Linked DNA regions of Homo sapiens: regions 2 and 3 are each linked to region 1. A link is an interaction called in ENCODE POLR2A ChIA-PET data of the cell type or tissue named here. Cell type or tissue: Caco-2. All regions are shown on one strand.

What was found. ChIA-PET counts read pairs that join two places held together with the same protein. Peaks named below come from ENCODE experiments on the same cell type or tissue, not always from the same donor. Only the 100,000 strongest peaks of a DNase experiment are listed, where the experiment ranks them.
Region 2: POLR2A ChIA-PET joins it to region 1 with 5 read pairs; 4 of 35 experiments call an interaction of 5 or more read pairs at or near these places.
Region 3: POLR2A ChIA-PET joins it to region 1 with 8 read pairs; 3 of 35 experiments call an interaction of 5 or more read pairs at or near these places.

The regions. Positions count from the first base shown.
Region 1 is chr10:63,346,797-63,349,296 of GRCh38, forward strand. All of the region lies in intron 2 of JMJD1C (jumonji domain containing 1C), which reads right to left. Among named protein-coding and RNA genes, the nearest start is that of MIR1296, 25 kb to the right of the region's middle. In Caco-2, no CTCF peak of the experiment used is centred here; DNase peaks (open chromatin) are centred at 1,425 and 1,731.
Region 2 is chr10:63,223,796-63,226,295 of GRCh38, forward strand. The region is part of intron 3 of JMJD1C (jumonji domain containing 1C); the gene reads right to left. Among named protein-coding and RNA genes, the nearest start is that of NRBF2, 92 kb to the left of the region's middle. In Caco-2, no CTCF peak of the experiment used is centred here; no DNase peak of the experiment used is centred here.
Region 3 is chr10:63,405,771-63,408,270 of GRCh38, forward strand. All of the region lies in intron 1 of JMJD1C (jumonji domain containing 1C), which reads right to left. Among named protein-coding and RNA genes, the nearest start is that of JMJD1C-AS2, 24 kb to the right of the region's middle. In Caco-2, no CTCF peak of the experiment used is centred here; no DNase peak of the experiment used is centred here.

The DNA of each region.
Region 1 (2,500 bases):
TATTTTTAAGAGACTTATCGTATCATTCAGTGTCATACCATAATTTAGCGCAACTAAAATATCATTTTAAAAGGCAGTTTTAAAGTTCATCTGCTAATGAGTAATACAGTTTTGGGAAAAAGTGAAAGTCCTAAAATTTCAGGACTTAGGTCCCCCTACACCCCCGGCCCTCCATGATACATATTTTCACACCAAAAGTAAAGTTGGCCCCTCAGGGATGACATTTTTAATGAGCTTTTACTATTCTGCAGTATAGAACAAATGAAAAGAATTTTTTTTTTTTTTTTTTTTTGAGACAGAGTCTCACTCTGTCACCCAGGCTGGAGTAGTGTCATGATCTCAGCTCACTGCAACCTCCACCTCCCAAGTTCAAGGAATTCTCCTGTCTCAGCCTCCCAAGTAGCTAAGATTACAGGTACCTGCCACCATGCTTGGCTAATTTTTGTATTTTTGTCAACTCCAACTTTATGCCTCCTTGTAAAAATTTTTCAATAAAGAAATTACGGGCCGGGTGTGGTGGCTCACGCCTGTAATCCCAGCACTTTGGGAGGCCGACGCGGGTGGATCACGAGGTCAGGAGTTCCAGACCAGCCTGCCCAGCATGGTGAAACCCCGACTCTAATAAAAAGACAAAAAAAATTAGCCAGGCATGGTGGCGCACGCCTGTAGTCCCAGCTACTTGGGAGGCTGAGGCAGGAGAATTGTTGAACCCAGCAGGTGGAAGTTGCAGTGAGCCAAGACTGCGCCACTGCACTCCAGCTTGGGCAACAGAGCGAGAGTCCATCTCAAAAAAAAAAAAAAAGAAAGAAAAGAAAAAGAAAAAAAGAAATTACAGGGCAGGCGTAGTGGCTCATGCCTGTAATCCCAGCACTTTGGGAGGCTGAGATGGGTAGATCACCTGAGATCAGGAGTTCAAGACCAGCTTGGCCAACGTGGTGAAACGCCCCCACCCTACTAAAAATACAAAAATCAGCCAGGCGTGGTGTGGGCACCTGTAATCCCAGCTACTCCGGCGGCGGAGGCAGGAGAATCTCTTCAACCCAGGGGGTGGAAGTTGCAGTGAGCTGAGATTGCACCACTGCCCTCCAGCCTAGGCAACAGAGCAAGACTCCATCTCAAAACAAGAGAAATTACCGCTGGGTGCAATAGATCATGCCTATAATCCCAGCATTTTGGAAGGCTAAGGCAGGCAGATCACTTGAGGTCAGGAGTTCGAGATCAGCCTGGACAACATGGTGAAATCCACCTCCACTTACTAAAAATACAAAAATTAGCCAGGTGTGGTGGCGCATGCTTGCAATCCCAGCTACTTGGTGGGAGGATCGCTTGAAACCAGGAGGCAGAGGTTGCAGTGAGCTGGGATCGCGCCATTGTACTCCAGCCTGGGGGACAGAGCGAGACTTCATCTCAAAAAAAAAAAAAAAAAGGCATTCAAATGTCATCAAGACATCAAAAAGTCCTGGCATTTGACCAGGGCAGATATCTTAAGCAGGTATCACTGAGTCAACTCTGAGAATTGATAAAGTCATCTCTCCAATCCATGAGACTATGAAGATATACTGGCTATCTGAACTAAAACTGGCTCTCAGTTTACACCATGACTAACAAGAAAGCTTTACATAATCCAGAGATATGATTCATTTCTACAAATAGTTTACTTGGTTAAATATAATGACATTGGGTCAGGATAGCTTAATCCTAGGTCTGCCATTCACAAACAGTAAATCCATATGCAGGTCGCCTATCTCATGAGTCAAGTCACCTTATCTGCAAAATGGAGATAATAAGGATGTTGTGAAGATTCAGGATGTTGTGATAAATTCATACAAAGGTGACTGATACTGTTTGGATGTCTGTCCTCTCCAAATCTCATATTGAAATTTGATCCCCATTGTTAGAGGTGGGGTCTAATTGGAGGTGTTTGGGTCATGGGGACGTATCCTTTGAATGGCTTGGTGTCCTTTTCAAGATAATGGGTGAGTTCTCACTCTATTAGTTCCCAGGAAAACTGATCACTAAAGAGAGTCTGGGCGGTGGCTCATGCCTGTAATCCCAGCACTTTGGGAGGCCAAGGCGGGTGGATCACCTCAGGTCAGGAGTTTGGGATCAGCCTGGCCAACATGGTGAAACCCCGTCTCTACTAAAAATACAAAAATTAGCCAGGCGTGGTGGCAGGTGCCTGTAATCCTAGCTACTTGGGAGGCAGAGGCAGGAGAATCACTTGAATCCAGAAGTCAGAGGTTGCAGTGAGCTGAGATCACGCCATTGCACTTCAGCCTGGGTGACAGAGTGAGACTCTGTCTCAAAAAAAAAAAAAAAAAAAAAAAAAAGCCTTCCCTCTCCCTATGTGATGCCTGCCCTCCTTTGCCTTCCACTATAAAAGGAAGCTCCCCAAAGCCCTCACCAGAAGCAGATGTTGGCATCATGCTTCTTCTACAGTCTGCACAACCATGAGCCAAAAAAACTTCTTTTCTTTATAAATTACCCAGTCTCAGGTATT
Region 2 (2,500 bases), 120 kb before region 1:
CAGGCCGGAGTGCAGTGGTGCAATCTCGGTTCACTGCAACCTCCACCTCCCGGGTTCAAGAGATTCTCCTGCCTCAGCCTCCTGAGTACCTGGGATTACAGGTGCCCACCACCAAGCCCGGCTAATTTTTGTATTTTTAGTAGAGACGGGGTTTCGCCATGTTGGTCAGGCTGGTCTCAAACTCCTGACCTCTTGATCCGCCTGCGTCCGCCTCCCAATGGGATTACAGGCATGAGCCTCCGAGCCCAGCCTTATAAATATTTTTTCAACAGGTTAAAATAATGGGCTCTATTTCCAAGATCATTAAACAATATACAAATATTTTTCCAACAATAAACCATTAATTATCTAGCGGAAATAGCATACCATTAAAAACTGTTAAATTGAGTCCCTTTACTGATAATGACTTTATGTAGGTTCAAACTCTGGTCTCTCAATCTCCTCATCTATAAAGCAGAGTTACTAATATTTCCCTCTTTTTCTATCTTAATAAATGTTTTAATAAGATTTTTTCTTATGTACAAAAATTAGCTTTCTTAAAATATCTAATTCTGATTTATGACATTTGAGTGCTGAATGATGTGAACTACCTGGTTAATTAAAACCCACAAAAAGTATCCCAATGCACTGCCTGATTTATGACAGGCATTGTTGTTGAATTCCTCCCCCTCGTCTACATATAGTACTTTGTAAGTTACAGGGATTTCTGTTACATCATCATTCCCATTTTAAAGAGGATTATTAAAGGTTAAATGAGCAAATCTTGAAACAAAGCCAAATAGGTTTTTTATATATATATTTACTGACTTGAATAATTTTGTAAAGGTGCTAAATGTTAGACAGAAGTCAACAAGGCTGACTTACAGATAAGAGAAATTAAGGGTCTGGAATTAAAAACTAGCTATGAATATCCACTATCTTTCACAGAATTTAAAAGGTCTTCAGCTGTGCCTTGAGCTCGTGTGAGATTAAAAATCCACTTAATGGGCCGGGTGCGATGGCTCACACTTATAATCCCAGCACTTTGGGAGGCCGAGGTGGGTGGATCACGAGGTCAGGAGTTCGAGACCATCCTGGCCAACATGGTGAAACCCCATCTCTACTAAAAATACAAAACCTAGCTGGGTGTGGTGGTGGGCGCCTGTAATCCCAGCTACCAGGGAGGCTGAGGCAGGAGAATCGCTTGAACCCAGGAGGCAGAGGTTGCAGTGAGCCGAGATTGCACCACTGCACTCCAGCCTAGAGACAGAGCGAGACTCTGTCTCGAAAAAAAAAGAAAAAAATCCACTTAATGGCACAGTCTTCACATTTCACACTTTAAAGACAGTAACTATAAGTAGTTACCTATATATAGTTCTTATCTTGAATAACTAATACCTATTAATTTTTCAAAAACAAGTCACCTAAGCTAATTGAAGAGACAGGACCCTCTATGAACCTCTCCTCCTATGTAAACTGTATCCTATTTGAGCTACTAGTTATAACCTCCAGCAAACGACAAATGGAAAAAAATCAGTTCACTAAGCATCTGCTTTATTAGAAATGTATACAGAACACAGAAAAAGTTCAAAAAACATCTTAAATGAGGTTTGGGGGTACATCAGTCACTTGTGTGTTGTTCCTCCTCTTGCAAAGATAGACATGAACTCTAATTGAACATTAGTGAGACACCTTAATGTACTGATACACAAAAATAGCTACCATAAGGCCAGGCGCGGTGGCTCACACCTATAATCCCAGCACTTTGGGAGGCCGAGGCAGGTGGATCACCTGAGATTAGGGGTTCGACCTGGCCAACATGGTGAAACCCCGTCTCTACTAAAAATACAAAAATTAGCCAGGTGTAGTGACACACGCTTGTGAATCCCAGCTACTGGGGAGGCTGAGGCTGGAGAATCACTTGAACCCGGGAGGTAGAGGATGCAGTGAGCTGAGATGGCGCCATTGCACTCCAGCCCGGGCAGCAAGAGCGAGACTGCATCTCCAAAAAAAAAAAAAAAGCTAACCTAAAGGTGCATTTACTATGGCAGACACTATGCTGGGTACTTTCCATACAGTATCAATTGTAACAACTTTGTGAGCTGATATACACAGTATGTTCAGAGAGGTTCATGGTTACAAGCAGGAAGTGACAGAGCTGTTATCTGAACTTAGTTCTGTGACTTCCAGGGCTCAGGTTCTTCTCCCCCACCCCCCCCTTCCCTCCACATACACTCTCTCTCATTAGCACAATCAAAAGAAATGAAAGTTTACTATTATTGCCTTTTAAAATTTGACACATTTCTTTATATGTAAGGGGTAAAAGGCAACATTATCTTATAAACTGAGGCTGACTCAAAAGCAAAGAACAACGGGTGGAAGATACCTTTCTATAAACTTCTAACACTGGTTATGTGACATTCCACATATAGAAATAGTCAAATACTCATCAAAGAGAGGAGACTTAGGGTGGCAAACTCATGCAATCTTATAATCAGAAAGTGTAAAAGAGAAGAAACCT
Region 3 (2,500 bases), 59 kb after region 1:
AAAAAGTAATATCAATATTTGATTTCTCAGGGCCTGACATACATTAGGAACTTACTGTCAGTGGACTGAATAAATGAAGGGGATGAGTAAAACAATGAGGCTACATAGTTTCTGGTGTCCAATTTTTAAAGGACATATATATAACAGGAGAGAAACAAATATGCATATATACAGATTAATATCATCAATCTTATAAGAACGTTATCAGAACAAACTACATTTTATAAGTAATACAAAGGAAAACCAAACAAGCCCATTGCCTGCATAAATTCAGGAGGCTAAACTAAGAAGAAACAAGAATATTACATGGGAAAGATGGTGTAATATTAACAGATGCAGACAAAATAAACAACTACTCACACCTCCTGCTTTGTATCCATCTTCTCCACTAAGGAGAATTGAATAAAAAACTGGAAAAGGTAGAAGAAACATAGTTAAAAAGTAAATGAAGAGCAAATAAGAAGACAGAGAATATCTAGTCACTTTTAAATTTAGTTTTTTTCTGTGGAGCTTAACTAATCACAGGTCGGAATTAGGCATGTATGCATCTCCAATGTGTGGAAAACAATACTGGAAGAGAACAGTTTCTAATAAGCAATTTTGGACATGAAGAAAAACGTTTCCTAGAAAATATGTATCAAACAATCACAGAAGTTTCAAGTGTAAAAGTTTAATAATCCATCAATATGTGTCCATATCAAAGTCCAGAAGTTTTTATTTGTAAGATGGTTTAAAGGCATAAAAAAAGAAAAAAGGCTACACCAAGAGGTAATTTTATTTCCCTACAAGTGATGTTAAATTTTTATTATCAATAAATTTCTTCTTTTTAGGTAGGCTAGTATAACTAATCCAACACTAGATTTTTTTTTAAGCAAAATAGTATGGGAAAATATCCTGAAAATATTCTTAGGAATAAAATAAAAAAATAAAAACTCAATAATACAGCACAAGCAGGTACTGATAGCTGGAATAAACAACCATAACTTATAATATTAACCAAGAACTAAAGTAAAATTGATAAAATGTCTTCAAATATATTCCACAGGGCTCTATCATTACACTTCAGTCAAGACACTTACAAAAGTCAAATTGTGAAATGAATGTAGGACTCAAAGAATAATAATTAACATGCTGGATGATGAGGATTGTAAGGTTTCAACAGATTGAAAAGATGGGTAAAATAAACTAATTTTAAAATAACAGCAAAACCAGTGGTAGCTAACTTAGTGGAAAAAAAAAGAAGCTTAATCTAAAGCCAAATATTAGGGAAAGCTGATTAATATGCTAAATTACCAAAGATAAGCTATGCCCCAAAGGTTCAAAAATTGAGTAGGGGTAAAGTAGGGCTAACAGGAAGACTGACCATAGTCTACTGAAGCAGCAGCTAGACTCTCAGATTTCTCCCTGACTCTAGCCTAGCAACTGTCTCCTTTCCCATTATGGTACGAAAAAAAGGTTTATTTCTTAGAAAAGGTTATGAAAGGGTCCCTGGACCAAGAAGCATATTAAAACAGGTTGAGGGCAGAGATTACCATTGAAACAGAAGAAGGATTAAGTGAAAGCTGACATAATGAAATATGTCTAGGACTAGACCCTCCTTTCATCCTCAGTCTTCTTTCCTCATAGGGCATAACTCTGAAAGCCAGATAAAGCACTGACAGATTTCTTTGGAAACCTAACCACTTTAAAAAAATCTAAATATACAGACATTAGGTATTCCCCTATGGAAATGAGCAGATCTCAAATAGATAAGATGACATCCAACAAAGTCCACCCACATGCTCAGAGTTTCCAATGTACTTTTTTAGTGTTACTCTATTACATACAAGTAGTCTGAAAGAATTGTCAGGAATTTCATTTGAAGAAAACATTAGACATAAAATACAGAGACTAAAATATACATAGGGAAAAATGACAGGAAGAAAATAGACCAAAGAGAAGAAAACAAAACATTAAAAAAAAAAAGAATATTCTGAATGAGGTAAGAGGAAAATACCATAATCAAAAGCAAAAGGATGCTATCAAAATACAACAATCTGGAGAAACAAACAAAAAAAAAAACAGAAAAAAATCTTTAGCAAATTAAATTATGATAGCAGAAATAAAAAATACAATAGGTTTAGAAAAGGAAGCTGAAAATTTTTCCAAGTAGAACATAAAGGATATAGGAGACAAAGGGAAAAACAGAATCAGTGTGGTTCAATATCCCAACACAAGTTTCAGAAAAGAGAAACGTAACAGAGAAAAAAGAGAATCTTAGAAACAATTCAGAAAAACTTTTCAGAACTAACACTCATAAATTTCAAAACTGAAAAGCAACTCCTCAAAAGCTAAGCACAACAGATAAAAATCACCTGGTGCAGTGGCTCATGCCTGTAATCCCAGCACTATGGGAGGCCGAGGCAGGTGGATCACGAGGTCAGGAGATCAAGACCATCCTGGCTAACACGGTGAAACCCCCTCTCTACTAAAAATACAAAAAATTAGCTGGGCGTGGAGG